Linked DNA regions of Homo sapiens: region 2 is linked to region 1. A link is a contact called in ENCODE Hi-C or POLR2A ChIA-PET data. All regions are on one chromosome and are shown on one strand. The core of a region is the stretch at or near the end of the contact, and the rest is flanking DNA. Distances in the headings are between cores, read along the strand shown. Region 1 holds the start of JAKMIP2 (janus kinase and microtubule interacting protein 2). Region 2 holds the start of SPINK1 (serine peptidase inhibitor Kazal type 1).

Region 1 (7,433 bases), core at 3,043-5,542:
GGAACCTCAAGAGGAAATGGACTGAGCAAACACAGAAGTGTCTACTTGTTATGCAAGGAGTCATCTGTAAGATCATTGGCCATAAGAGTGTAGAGTTCATAGCAGAGTTCTTCTAATATATTTGCTTACTGATACTATTGATAAAGGACATACAGTGAGGTCAGAATGAGATCCTTTATTCTTAGCAAACTCAAGAAGACCCTTACTGCTTACATTTAATGTTCTCTGTAAATGTATTACTATATTAATATAAATGTATACTATATTAATAATCCTTTATAAAGGAGGCAGGGGATAAACAACAGTCACTTATGAATGCCTTTGTTTTTGCCCCCTTTTTGGGGGAAATCAGGCTTTTGACTAAGTGTGACATAAGCGTCTCCAGAATTCCTCATTATCTGTTGACAGCTGGTCTGCAGCCATTAACAGCAAGCTTGTAGAATAACCCCAAGTGATCTGAGTGCTTTGGAAACATCCAGAAAAATGTGCTAGGCATAACCATAGTTAATAAAATTGTGTTTATAACCATATTGATATGACTTGTCATTTATTACGTGCCAGGTACTCCTTAACATTTTGCACACAAAAACTTCAAAAACGACTCAATGGGACCAAAGACTTCCAACAACCCTAGGAGTGAGTTTGGACTCACTTAACTCAGCCAAGCCTTCATATGAGATGGCAACCACAGCCAACTGTTAAACTACAACCTCATGAGAGGCTTTGAGCCAGAAGCTCTGAGCTAAGCCACTCCCAGATTTCTGCCCCACAAACACTATGAGATAATAAATGATGTTTCAAGGTGCAAACAAATCCCTCAGAACAATAATTCAGTGGGGTAGGTACTGCTATCATGTCACACAGATAAAGAAACTGAGCCACAGAGGAATAAAGCAACTTGTCCAAGGTCACTCAGAAAAGAAATGGTAAAGCCTGGACCCAATCCAGGTAGTCTGTCTCCAGAGCCCACACTTTGCAGCTTCCTCCCATTATGCTGTGGTATCTCCTGAAATTTTAATGCCACTTTTGGAGCCAAGACCCATACCCTGTACTTTTTCAGACATCCCACAGAATTCAGAAGTCAAAGTTGTAAAAGTCCCAGGAGAGGCAGACAGTTTGGTCATAATTAGTACTATTGGCCAAGAAGCTCTTAGAAGAAAATCAGGGTTTCCCAAAGAACACCATGCCTACCCACTGAGGACATGTTAGATGACTTCGAACATACGTGAGCAAACATGTTTACTTTCATAACTGTGTATTTTTAAAATCTGTGTCAGATAAACATTACGTTAATATGCATGTGTGCTAGATGAGGTAATTAGTATAATTATCTAAGTAATTATGAGAAATATCAACAATATATCTGAACAAATGATACTATATGTATTATTTTATTTTTTTATATATATATAAATTACAGAGCCATGATTCAATGCAGATAGTTATTCTTTTATTTATTTACTGGTCTATTCTTCAACAAATATTTATTGAGCACCTAATATGGCCCAGACACCATTCACAAAAAAACACAGAAATAAAAATCCCTACCCTCTCGTAGTTTACATTCTAATAGGGAATAATACAGTATATTACTAATATACAATACAGTACACATTATAGTATAGCATGCCACATTAAGCAATGTTATATTATCCCATAGTATATTATTCATATTAATTTTATATATAGTATATAGAAAAATAGAACATGGTATGAGAGGGGATGGTAATAGAGAGGTGAGAGTTTTAATGTTTCTTTTTAAATTAAAAATTATTATAAATAAAGTTGAAGTCTTTGTTTTACTAAAAAAATTAAGAATTTGTTTTCGTTTCCTTCATATGGGTCCATTATCTTTACCATGTCAATTTTCATTTATGTTTTGCTGAAGTCAGAGAAACATTTCATTAAAAAATGAATAAATAGCAAATCAAGTAAATCATAAATAATTAAAGCAAATAAGGGAAAACTATTATTAAATAATGATAACAGTGCTGCCTGGACGTGACCAAAAACAAATGAGTAAGTTGTATTTGAATGGTTAAACTGGATACTTCTTCAGATAGGAAACACCAAACTTTTCTCTTACCAATTGACTCTTGACCAGCTGTTTTATGTTGATGGGAGGAGAGGAAAAACTAGAATCACCCACCCCTAGACATTTGGCTCCTAGCGCTAAGGATGAAATGCTGTCCCGAGGACAGTGTGGAGGGTTCTGTCATCTAGTGTGTCATAACTTCTACAGCCTGCAGCTTCCTGGTCTGCTTACTTACAAGAACATCTCTGCAGAGAAAGCAGAAGATAAAATACAGGAATACAAAAAGAAGCGAGATGATCACATCCCATTCCTTTATGTTACACATTACACATAGGTGATGCTGACTTGGAAGTGTGTGCAGGTTGTGTGGCTGCTGAGACTTTGACAGAAGGCAGGGGACACTAGCTGCACAAAGGAGGTTGCAGGCTTTCCCACCAAGTGGATGGAAAGCCAGTGTCACGTGCTGGGGAACTGCTGCAACTCTTTCCTCATCACCTAGTTATCTTCAAGCCAGTTTTATTAGAAGAAGCCCCTGACATTAAGAGTGACACCATGCAGGAAAAAGTCTTCTCATGTTTTAATATTAGTTACTTACAAATGAGTAACAAGTAACTGTAGCTACATTTATTGAACATTTCCTATCTGCTAAAGACCGTACATTTTACACACGTCATCTAGTTTAATTTTTGTAATGACTCATGAGGTTCTGTGATTATTTCTTTTTACAGATGAAGAAACATAGATTTGAGGAAGTTAATAAATATGTTCCAGATTATACCTATAGTAAATACTGGCGCTAGGAATGGAGCCTAGATCGTCTGACTCTGGAACTTGTGTTAAACCCATTTGAACCTGTAAATAACTCTGTGGATTAAGAACAAAGATTATTTCCATTTTATGGAGGAGTGGCAGAAAAGTGTGGTGGTTAGGAGAGCAAATGTAAGTGTTAGAAGAGTCCATTTTGATTCCGGTTCTGTCGTTTATCAGTTGTGAATTTGGGAAATGTATCTAACTCCTCTGAGATTTACAATGTCCTCAAATATCAAGATGTAGAGAACACTTAATCTCTTAGGGCCTCTCTGTCTTTGCCATCATCATCATGGTTATTACGTACTTTGGATTTTCTCATCTTAATTTTTTCTCCTACCTGAAATTGCCATGTTATTCCCCTTAAACCCTTAGATTAAGAGATGGCTGCAATGTACTACTATGCTGCTAATAGTAAATATTTATTGTACACTTACTATATGCCAAGTGCTTTTAGTGCATTATCTCATTCAATCTTTACAACCCCTCCACGAGATAAATACTGGTGTCATCTATAATTTATAGTTAGAAACAGAACTCGCCTAGAACTGGACATTGCTGATTTCACTTCCCCCTTTTCCTGCCCACCACCCTGACTGCCAACTGACTTCGGAACTCCAAAAAGGCATCCATGAAAACGACAGGAATTGCCTGCAGGAAATTGAATGCTCCAGGAGTTTGACACTAAAAAGATTGGGAACTGTCCACCAACTTGTGCTACCGAGAATAGTGGTTGTTGAAAGGAATTTCGGTCTCTATCCAAACTTACTTTTCCTCAGGGATGTGTCAATTACCTCCAAGTCCTGTTCAGAAGGGTAGCTGGAAAAACAGTGAAACCAAGTAACTCACCTGAGAACAAGCCGGGAGTAGTGCAAAGGAATCAACCAGACTCTTAATTTATTACAAAGTCCAGCCACTCCGTTTGCTTTCTAAAAACCTTGTTGCCTGGTATTGAGTAAAAGATGCTATAAAGGACGAACACGTTTGGAAGTAATAATAATCTGCTATTATGCGACATAATTTTCTCCACATTTGTTGTTATTTTTCTGATAATAAATTTCATACTTTTTATTGGAAAACCACAGAAAATGCAAAAAATAGCTAAGCCGTTGGTATGTTTCTATCTAGATTTCAATTAAATTTTAATTATTCTCTCCCCGTGCCTAGCCCCCCTTGCCCCATTTTTAAAAAGACCTGGAGTTCAGGGTAGGAGACATCAAGAGCATCCTAGAGGGCAGCAGCACAAATTCACTCCCCTCCAGACCCTGCAGCTTGCTTCGCCCATCTCCCCTCCCCCTGAGCTTGGTCGCTTATCATTGGTCATTGCCATGGCAACCAGCAGCTGCCGGGCCAGCAGCCTCTACCGCAGCAGGGGTGGGGCACTGGGGGAGGGGGAGAGAGAGAGGAGGAGCCAGAGGAGGTGTCTGCTGCAAGTTCCTGGCTGCTTCCGAGCTCACCCCATCCTCCGAGAGGGAGGAGGCCCAACTGGTGATGCTGCTGCTGCTGCTGCTGCCGCCGCCGCCGCCTCTATTGCTGATACTCTAGTGGGGCTGGAAGGGTGGTTCCTATTCGCACCATCGCCAACCAGAGACAGAGGGAAAAAAAAAACCGGCAGCCACTGCTGATGTTGGGTTCGGAGGCTGCATCCGACTCGGTCACAAGGAAAATGGATTCAGTTTGCATCTCTCCCTCCTTTAAACAGCTTCTCCGGGTCTCAGCATGGTGAGTAGGAAACAGTAGGGCTCCCTTCTTGGTTTAGAGTGTTCTTATTTGACCTGTGTATACATTTCTGGCCTGAACTTGAACAATGACTCCCGTGCCTCAGACTAGAAGGGGGAGATGTGGAGACAGAGATGAGGATGGAGGGAGAGGAAGCTTGCCAGGAAGAGAGAAGTGAGAAGACAACCTCTTGTGTTTAAAAAAAAAAAATGGTGTTCTGATTTTATCTCTAACTGGCTCAGAATGCAGACTGAGCCACTTGGTGCCTTTTTTCCTAAGCTTAGCAACAGCATCAGGGGTTGGAAAAAGAGCTAACAACAAGAAGAGGGTGTTATTGAAAGGAATCATTTCATTTGCAGCTCTCACATACAGGGTTGGGCCTTCTTCAGAAATACATTTGGTGTCTCATAAGCTTACCAGACTCATTATAAGGTGGTTTTGCTTATTTTATTGATTGCTTAGAAAAAGTGGCCCCAGAATTTGACATTTTATTTTATATTCTAATATACTCTTGTTGAGAAATCATTTGCAAGACCCAGTTTTATTTTATACGTAGATTTGACTGTGAACTTACACATGTATATCTTATGGATATACAGATCATATATACACATGTCACTTAGCATTTATATTGCATTTATGAAGCATATTTATATGTAGGGTGTGCTTTGCAACCATTTTTATGGGTTACATATGTCCTTGCATGCCTGGAAGTAATTGCATGTTTTTGAAACTATGCTTCTGGTTTATATTATTATTCATTGGCTTTATTTGGATTAATGTGAAATTTACTCTGGTTATTGTCCCTTAGTTTCATTGTGACCGATTGGAACAGATGCCTATCGTTTGATCTGTGTCATAGAACTAGATGCAAATTTGTAGCCTGCCTCTTTATTTTTAATTGGGTTTGTGGGGGATGATATTGAGGACTCTGAATTTACAATGATGGGAATGGGAGGCGGTTTGTGGTATTATTTTGTGTCTAGCATCTTACCAAATCAATGTTGAAGCAAATCAGTTTTCTTGAAATGCCACCCCAACCTTTTCATGTTTGTGCCTTGTGTCCCAGGAAGCACAGCTAAGCTGGAAGGTGAAATGTATTCATTTTATTTAATAGTGCTGCTATCTGATGTTCATTCCTTCAGTATCCAGGAACCATTTCACAGTTCTCTCAGATGTTGTATTAAGGGTCTCCTTCTGTAAATAATTAAGTAGGAAAGTAGGATTGTTTTGAAAATCTAGGTATTCCCAAGCACCCTAGCCCAGCCGTTTCCAAATTAGTCTGCTTATACAATGAAATGAAACCAGAGAGTGAGCAAAGCGAGCAGGAGAATGTGTGGCTTGTAGCTGAAATGGGGGTCTATTGTAATTTACAAATGCTTACTGGGATCTGCTTGACCTTTTATTATGTCAAGGCTTTAAGGCAGTTCAGGAGACTAAAGATGCGTGAGATGAGGAGGTTCCATTCCCGCCCAGGATAATGGATTTCATTGAATTAAAGCCAGAAAAAATTATGTAGGTAAAGTGTATTAGTAATATTACATTTACCACATGGGCTATTATAGTTTTATCCATTATTCTCTTCTCTAACAATATCATTGTCAGTACAGACATTTTTTACAATGTAAAATAACAATTGTTTGGGTCTTTAGTCTTGCATCTGATTCTACATACACCCCCCACATTTATAATTTTCACATGTATTTGAACCAGGTTTATAGTTTAATTTTGCTGAGAATAATTGTTCTATTTGGTTTATACATGAGAAGGGCCCTTGGTGACTCAATTGTGCATGTGCTCATAGCATGTTATATATTATAGATCCATAGCTTTGTAAACTCATGCTACTTTGTGCCTAATTTTAACAACTATATGAAGTAGGGCAAGGAAAGAGGTACTGGGCTTGTATGTTATAACAAATTGTATAACACATTGCATCCTGAATCTTTTAGTGATAACACTTGACTTCCAAAAATTAAAATGTTAGATATGCCTATAGCACACTTAAAAAATTAAGATTTGTACTAGTTGACCCCATTTCATGCAATGAAAGCAGATATCCTGGGGCTTTGTTTTTGTTTCTTTTTTTTGAGTTTTCATTTGGAGGTGGTTTTATAGGCAAAGTTGGTACAGTTTGAACAGAGGCAAATCCCTTAGGCCATGTGCTTAAAACTCCTTGTAGATAGCCTGTTTCAGCTATGTGTCAGCTATTACCCTGATAGAAATACAGGTCTAGCTTTTGACCCCACTATTTAAGACAATTATATGGCCTTTGCTAAGGGGCCATAGAAAAGTGAAGTGTGTTTCAAGCACTAGAAGTTGAACTCTCTGAGGAAAGATTTTTAAAAGCTAGGATCATTTCATTTAGAGAAGAGAAAAATGAAATATGGCAATCGTTTGTTTCAGATAAGCTAAGCATGGGGCATAAGCACAGGACATTGCTTATTGCTATTTTTTGGAACCTCAAATGTAGTCAATGGGCTTCAACTTTATGAGGAATTATGAAGATGAGAAATATGCAAATGTAGAAGTTCCTCATAGTAAGTGTGAGTAGTCAACTGGCTAATCAGATAAAGCAATGAATTCTTCTCTCATCAAAACCTCCAAAAGTATGACCTAGATATGCATTTGTCTAGGATGTACTAGATTTCCTTCTCAAGAACTTCTCTTGCTTTTTCTAGAGTGAGTCATTTATTTGAGAGAGTACATTAGTTGTTTAAGATAAGACACTTCTAGGTTATAACAGTAAGACTCCATTTTGTAGTTGACTTCTAAATTACAGGTTCTAGGTATTTGTAAAGAAATCAGCTGATCATCTTCTTAGAGAAATTTACATGTAATCCTGCCAGAATTCAGGAAACTGAACATTTAC
Region 2 (7,433 bases), core at 3,683-6,182, 49 kb before region 1:
CATGGATTTCGCACATATTATCAGGTGCCACTGGATCTAACAGTGTACTTGACTGTGTAGATAAAAGGTCATGACATCCAGGAGTTTAGTAAAGGAGACAAATAAGAAAAATGAAAAATTAGAATTTCCAGTTTAAAGTGCTGTAACAGAGACGCTTAAGTGCAGGGTTTACATAGACGAGGGGGCAACCCTTTCTTTGTGGCAGTATTAAATTAAGAATCCTGGTTTCTTGGAGTTTAATCCAATGTTCTAACCATGACATTAAGTTTGTACACACACACACACACACACACACACACACACACAAATCAGTAAATACCATATCTGTTAATCTGTTACCAGGAACAAGAAAACTGAAATCTCTGTGCTTCAGTTTCCTTTCTTATAAAAGAGAAATAACAATGATATCAGGATTAAAATGATGAAAATAAAATACTGCAGTGACTGATGAATAGAAGCTTTTGAAAAATATTAGTAGTGGCTATAATGATAATGATGAGGAGGAGGATGTAATCAATGTAATTATTAAGTGATAGCTTTACAAACTGCTATGAGAGGCAAAGGAAAGTGAGTAAATCTTTCCTAATTGCATCAAGCACCACAGACATTTTACCCAAGCTGTAGAGGATGGGTACAGCAAATAGGTACACATGCAACCTATTTGGAGAACAAGCAGTGGAATAAAAACAAGAGGTCATTTATGAAAAGCCATGAAGTTCCCTAAATAATGAAAAATAAAAGTTGAAGAATTAAGTTGCAGCTATGTCAAGGAGGTCTCCAAATGTCAAGGAGGTCTCTAAATATAATAAGCTGTATATCTCTAGTTTCTGTCATTTTTTTCTTACTAGTTAAACTTTGGGCACAGAATGTGAAAATCAACAGGTGCCAGCCCAATATCCCCATTCCAACATGTATTATCAACATCCATTAGAGCAGTTCTCTTGAGTTTTGTCATCACTCTTTACTCAGGTGAATAATTAGTCCTTGAATCAGAGGGGAGTAGGTCATAATATGTTTACTTGAGTTCCCAAAGATAGACATGCATAAATATGTACTCAGAGCAGTAAAGAAGAAAAGGAAAAAATGTACACAAGGTTGAGCAATGTAAACACATTCAATATGACTAATAGTCTAGCACGGTGGCAGGATTTCTCTGGTCAATGCACTCCTCATCTCCCGGGGCAAACAATATTTATTCTGTCAAGAATTGATTGTATGAGGCCTCAGTATATTTTCTATTGTTCTAATTCATGGAAGGAGGGTGATATTATTACTAGCTAGCAATTATAATTCCTGGACATGTGAGGAATAATATTTTTGCACAATATTTACTTATGGTTTCTTGGTTTATTCTCACACCAAATGAACACTGTATGATGTGTATTTTTGTAGTTGAGAAAACTGTTTTGCCCACTCATGTCACAGTTGAAATGGCAGATTTATAATTGGAGACAGGCCCCTTTCTCCATGGGTTTTTTTTATCCTCTTTAACTTGTTGTCTGCAAAGGGCCATTCCCTATCACAAATTTAGGGCCAGTTTTTAACTAGAATTCATCTTAGTATTGTAGTGATTTAAAAAACAAGATTGTCTAGGGTCCATAGGATATGTTTCTGTAGTGAAATGTTTTTTCTAATCACAGATTAGGATTGGCAAACTGGGATGGAATAGAATAAAAAAATCTATCAAGAGTCCTCACATATAATAAGACTGTTTTATTTTTTAACAACTGTATTTGTCTGCTCACATATCTACATATAATGCATATGCTAGGCCATAACTCAAAATTTTTACTTTAGGTTCACAGTCAAAATGTTTAAAAAGCACTGTTTGGTGAAAAAAGTCCAGGCTTTGGCATCAGGCAGGCCTAAATCTAAAGTTATTACTGCTGCTATTATTATCTAATGAGTTTCTGTGACCAGATCCCAGCCAATTCCCTTCTCCCCACACTGCTTGTGAGACCCAAGAAAAAAATCCTTTTCTCATATATGAACCTTCCTTAACAGTGGTTATTGGAAGTTTCTTACTGGTCACAAAACTACTATTTAAATAATGATTTGAGATGAAAAGAACCAATATATTTTCATCTCAAATCAAATCAAATATGATCCAACCAACATCTATCAATGCTAAGACTAAACTCCATGAGGGCAGACATCATATCCATTTCCCTAGCACTCAGCCAAAAATTTTTGTATAGTAAGGACTTGATGAATATTTGAATATATTAATAGTTGAATGAATAAAAGGCCGAATGGTGAACCAATGAATGGCTACTCAACCGGAGGCACCGGAGACACAGAAGTGAACAAGGCATAAACCTTGGTCTTCAGAAATATATACATTTATCACTTAATTTATGTTTTTAGCAAATATTTATTTAGTATCAACTATTTTCCAGACACTTTGTTAGGTGCTACAATAAATAAAGCAACTGTATTTACTCCCTAAAAATAAAGATATTACATAATAATCGTATGAATAGCTATAGAGTTGGAATTATTTTAAGTGCAATGAAGGGTTTTATGAAGATCGTACAATAGGAGGGAATAATCTAGATGCAGAAAGAAGTAAAGGAAGACCCAGAAAGAATGGCTTCTTGAGAAAATACCACTTAACCTTTTAACCTTAGAAGGTGAAAAGCTGTTTTGTATTATTTTGTTTTGTTGGTCCTAGTAAAGGGTAACAGAGAAATGACCAACGTAGCAAGGAAATGACCAGATTGAGCAAGGAAGAATCTCTTGGGGAATAAAGATAGAAAGGAGCCAAGTCATACAGGACCTAAATTCTTCCTGAGCATTCTGAACAATGAGAAACTGGACAGATACATGATCAAATTTGCAGTCCATAAAGATCCCTATGGGCCTTTCTATGGGCAGCAGCTTTAAGGAAGAAATAACAACAAATATTGAGAAACTCTTTGCAGGAAATGCAGAAACCCAGGGGGAAAGGATGGCATTGTCTTAGATATGACAGTGGAAGCTAATGAGAAGTGTCCAGGATTGAGGTTATTTTGAACATGAATCCAAGAAGAGAACTTGGTAGCAAATTAAGTGTGGAAGATGATGCATAGAAAGGGGAAAGGGAAATATCAGGGAGAACAACGAGGTTTGGGCTTGAGTGATCTACTGGAAAGAAAAGAAGCTGTAGGGAGAATAGAGACAAAAATATTGTGGTGAAAGATCAAAATAGTAGTATGGAACATATTAGATTTGAGGTAGCTGTAAAACATCCAAATAGTGATTTCAAGAACTAAACACTTCCAAAGCTTCCCTTTGATAAAAACCAAAGTCCTTACTCTAGACTGCACTAGATTTAGACCCTCACTGCTTCCATTATTTCATCTCCCATTTTGCCCTCTATCACTTTGCTCAAGCCAGAGTGTCCTCCTGGATGTTTCTCAAACATGTCAAACCAGCGTCAGCCTCAGAACCTTTGCGCTTACTATTCTCTCTGTCTGGAATGCACATCCTTGGAATAAATGCATAGTTCAAATCCTCATTTCCTTCATGTCTCTGTGTGATATCACCTGAAAAGCAAGACCTTCTCTGATTACGCTATGATACATATCTCCTTAACCCTCCAGCACCCTTATCCTTCTTGTCCTTTTCTCCATAATATTTATCTGATATATTTTATAATCACTTATTATTTTTTGTCACTTGCCTCCCTCAACAAAAAGGCAATGGAAGCTCCATGAAGACAGAGATTGTTATTTTTATTTACTGATCTGTCTTAAGAGATAAATACAGTTCTTGTCATGACTTGGGAAGGGTTTGAGATTTTATCCTACTTGGAAGCTAAGAAGTTAGCCTGCCACATTATAATGGTTTCTGGCAGAAGGCACAGACTCCTGGCTCAGAGAAAAGGGACTTAATTATTCCATAGCAACAGCCAGAGTATTGGAATTTGTTCTGGTTTCCCAAGCCCCAATTTCCACAGGCCAATTTAAGGGGCATCAAGTGATAGTTGCAGGGAAAGTACAGTGTGTTAAAGGAAAGAAAGGCCAAGCTTTTAAAAACCCGAAATCTTTTGTAAAGGGCAATTAACATGGTCTTTGCCCTAGAAGGAGATATTAACTTTATTACACTAAACAGTAAACAAACCTGCCTTTTGGTGCAGAGGGAGACATTACGTATTTTCTAAGGTCGTTTGTTATATAAACACCCTTAAAAAGATAGTCTGAAACAAAGGTTATCAGTACCTCTACTCATAAGACACACCAAAACATGAGAGAGGATGGAGAATTCTCTTCTAATAACACATGGTAGATATCCAGCACATATTCTCTTTTACCCAGCACATATTCTCAGATGAAAGAGTAACCCTTTGAATTAGGTGTTATTATTATTTTAATTTCCAGATGAATACACAGAAGCACAGCAAAAGTGGCTCCAACAAGCACCCTCTAGCTCCAGAATACACGCTTTAGGGAACTGAGTCCTCTCTCTCTCTTGCTTTCTCTTTCCCTCTCATCTGCCACTCCATCAGCTACTTTAGGTTTTGTGAATGAGTGAGGGAAAAATAGAGAAAAGAGAAAGAAGAATAAGAAAGGAAGAGTGGAGGAAAGGAAAAAAGAATGGAGAGGTTTTACCCTACTTGGAATAAAATTCTTTCTAGTAGCTATCCATACCTGCTCATCTATCCAGAACTACAGAGTAGAAGGGATCTTTGAGTTCATCTTACAGGTGAGAAAACAGGCTTGAGAAGGGAATGACTTTCCCACAACCACAGAGGGAGTTAGGGATCAAACTAACCACTAGAACTATTTTCCTGACAGAATCTTTGCCTTGCATGTTTCAGGCCCACCTGGCTCCTTTCACCTTTCTTACACAGGTGACATTCCCAGAACCTGGAGGCCAGGCTATGACACAGAGTCAATCAATAACCAGGGAGATCTGTGATATAGCCCAGTAGGTGGGGCCTTGCTGCCATCTGCCATATGACCCTTCCAGTCCCAGGCTTCTGAAGAGACGTGGTAAGTGCGGTGCAGTTTTCAACTGACCTCTGGACGCAGAACTTCAGCCATGAAGGTAACAGGCATCTTTCTTCTCAGTGCCTTGGCCCTGTTGAGTCTATCTGGTAAGTGTTGCATATTTTTCAAATTTAAATAAAACTGTTTTGACCTGTTGCTTTGTGAAGCACATTATCTTCTAGACTTTTGATGTAGTCTAGTCTTCGAGAGATGTTTTGGACCTAATGAGATGAAATAAAATCAACAGGTAAGAATTATTTTTTAAGAGGAATTTTTAACCTACTATAAGGAAAACAATTCTACTAGTAAGAAATTCCCAGAAATAAAATGGTTTTCCTCTATTGATGTGGCTGACCCTTTGTTGGGATATGGTAGAGAAAAAAGGGTAAAAATATTTTAACTTTAAGTATACTTCTCATTCTGTAAATGTGTAAGGCCAAATTACAAATTTTAAATTCTCATGGGATTGCATAAAATAGATAAATGGCTTCCAGTTATTCAGTATAAAAGGCATAATTTGACTGATTAAAAATTTATTTTTTTATTGTATAGGTTTCAGTGTACTTGAATCATGTATAGTTTGTCAGATTTATCCCTGAATAGCTAATATATGTGATATAAAGGGAATTTTTTATTTTCAATTCCTGGTATTTCTTATTAGTATCTGGAAATACAAAAATTGCATTTTGTGTATTTACATTACACATTTTGAATGTTTTGAAAGAAAATATTCTGCTTGAATAGATGGTGCACATATACCTCCAACTGCATCTTGACAATGTTGACAGACAACTCTGAACCCGCAGAGCCAAGATCAGTTTCCTTTTTATCACTGGAAATGGTTAACATTTTCAACTTCACCTCTCATGTAGTGAAGGATCCTGTGGAGAGCCAAATCAGCACTTTGCTAAGAAGAGGAAGAATATTGTTTGTTTTATTTGCTGAATATTTATGGCAACAGTCAGTGTTCCCTTTCCCCCTCCTCATGCATGTTAATTAATACAAATAGATGCCTGTGATGAGCACCTGCTCTTCAGTTTTTAGACTCAACTAGATTCTAAAAGCCAGTGGGCCCCCAACAACATCAAGTTCTGACTATCCCGGGGGAAATTCTCCAAGCTCATAGATGCCTCACTAATTTTCATTACATTTAGATACAAAGAACTACCTCTTTGCTCAGATCACCTCAAAGATTGATGATATTAAAATTAATTTTCAGGAATGTTTCCTTATTTGATTGCTATCATATTAGTTCCCTTTCCCTTCCATGAACTTATCCACAGTTATCATTTCCTATATGTTGTCAGCAAAACCTCTGCTATTTTCTGGGGGAATAGAGATTAGCTATTTTGACTACCTGTAAATTCAACAAATGTGAGTTAGACCCATAGTCCATATGATGCAATTGTTGGAAATAGCTCTTTGGGAACTGATAGTGAGTTGGCAAAAGAACTCTATTTTTTCAACAATACTTACAAAAGGGAATTTAAATGTAATTGAAAAAGCTAACTTTGCATCAGAAGACCTGGTTACTGCTTATGATAACTGTTTCACAGCTAGTTATAAAAACTCTCCATACTTTCATCTGTAAACTGAGATAAAAATTATACTTCACTAATTGTGAGATTAAAGATCTAGTAACTGGTTTTGAGAATGTTTGTGAGTATTCAAAAGATAATTTGCTCAGTGCCTGATTCATTTCCAGCAGTAAGTGCATAATTTCTGTTTTCAAGGAAATAGATCAACTTCCTAAAACATCAAATCGAGATACTTTGGTCATAATCAAAGTTTTACTCAAACTTTTTAAGGTTTTGCCAAGGAAGGGGTACAGGAAAATCAGTCAGATACTTTTGGAAGATTAGAGAAATCAGAAAGGGTGGGGAATGAAAGAGCCTAGTAAAGAAGTCACAGTCTGCAATGAAAGCAGAGAATTCTGATGAAGAATAGATCTGACTTCTTTCATTTAGGACCCAACTTACCATATCTGATTTATTTCTAGGTAACACTGGAGCTGACTCCCTGGGAAGAGAGGTAAAGAGATATTTGTAATTTCTTATTTCTCAGACTGGAACAGTTTGATCCAACAAAAATGCAGCCTTGCTGTCACCTTTCAGTTTAGCCTGAAGTTAAGAGGAGTATGAATGCTAGGGAGGGTTAACGTGAGAAATGCAAATGGTAGTAGTAGTTCCAACCCACAGGCGTATATTGAAGGACAATTTCACTGATGTATAAGCAAGTTCCATATAGTCCTACAGTGCTTGCTGTGAAGGGGTTTTTATATAGACTAGTGATAGCTGTAGACAAGTATTTGGGGTGGAAGCCTTCTCAACTTCACTCCAAGTAGCCCTTCCTCCTTACAGCCAGTTTGACCATGTTGGCATGCAGCTCTCCCAATCACCAAGGTGTGGCTCTAATTTATAATGAATGACAGAAAATAATAAACTAGGTTCTCCTTCTAGA

The links. Hi-C counts contacts between places; a loop is a spot of excess contacts on that map. ChIA-PET counts read pairs that join two places held with the same protein, here RNA polymerase II (POLR2A). Pooled maps may share reads with other maps.
Region 2: a loop to region 1 is called in a map of Caco-2, with 4 times the contacts of the local background. The contact joins the promoter of SPINK1 here to the promoter of JAKMIP2 in region 1. A Hi-C loop is called at or near these places in 6 of 168 maps with a recorded cell type or tissue (CD4-positive, alpha-beta T cell, CD8-positive, alpha-beta T cell, Caco-2 and 3 more) and 10 of 50 pooled maps. POLR2A ChIA-PET finds 5 or more read pairs at or near these places in 5 of 52 experiments (H1, WTC11 and activated T-cell).

What each region holds. Positions count from the first base shown.
Region 1 is chr5:147,779,587-147,787,019 of GRCh38, reverse strand. It overlaps JAKMIP2 (janus kinase and microtubule interacting protein 2), which reads left to right and starts at 4,292. Exons shown (of 22, transcript NM_001270941.2): 1 at 4,292-4,564.
Region 2 is chr5:147,829,170-147,836,602 of GRCh38, reverse strand. It overlaps SPINK1 (serine peptidase inhibitor Kazal type 1), which reads left to right and starts at 4,932. Exons shown (of 4, transcript NM_001379610.1): 1 at 4,932-5,080; 2 at 6,973-7,004. The coding sequence starts at 5,026. It overlaps LOC124901101 (a long non-coding RNA gene), which reads right to left and starts at 6,098. Exons shown (of 2, transcript XR_007058987.1): 1 at 5,733-6,098; 2 at 4,992-5,194.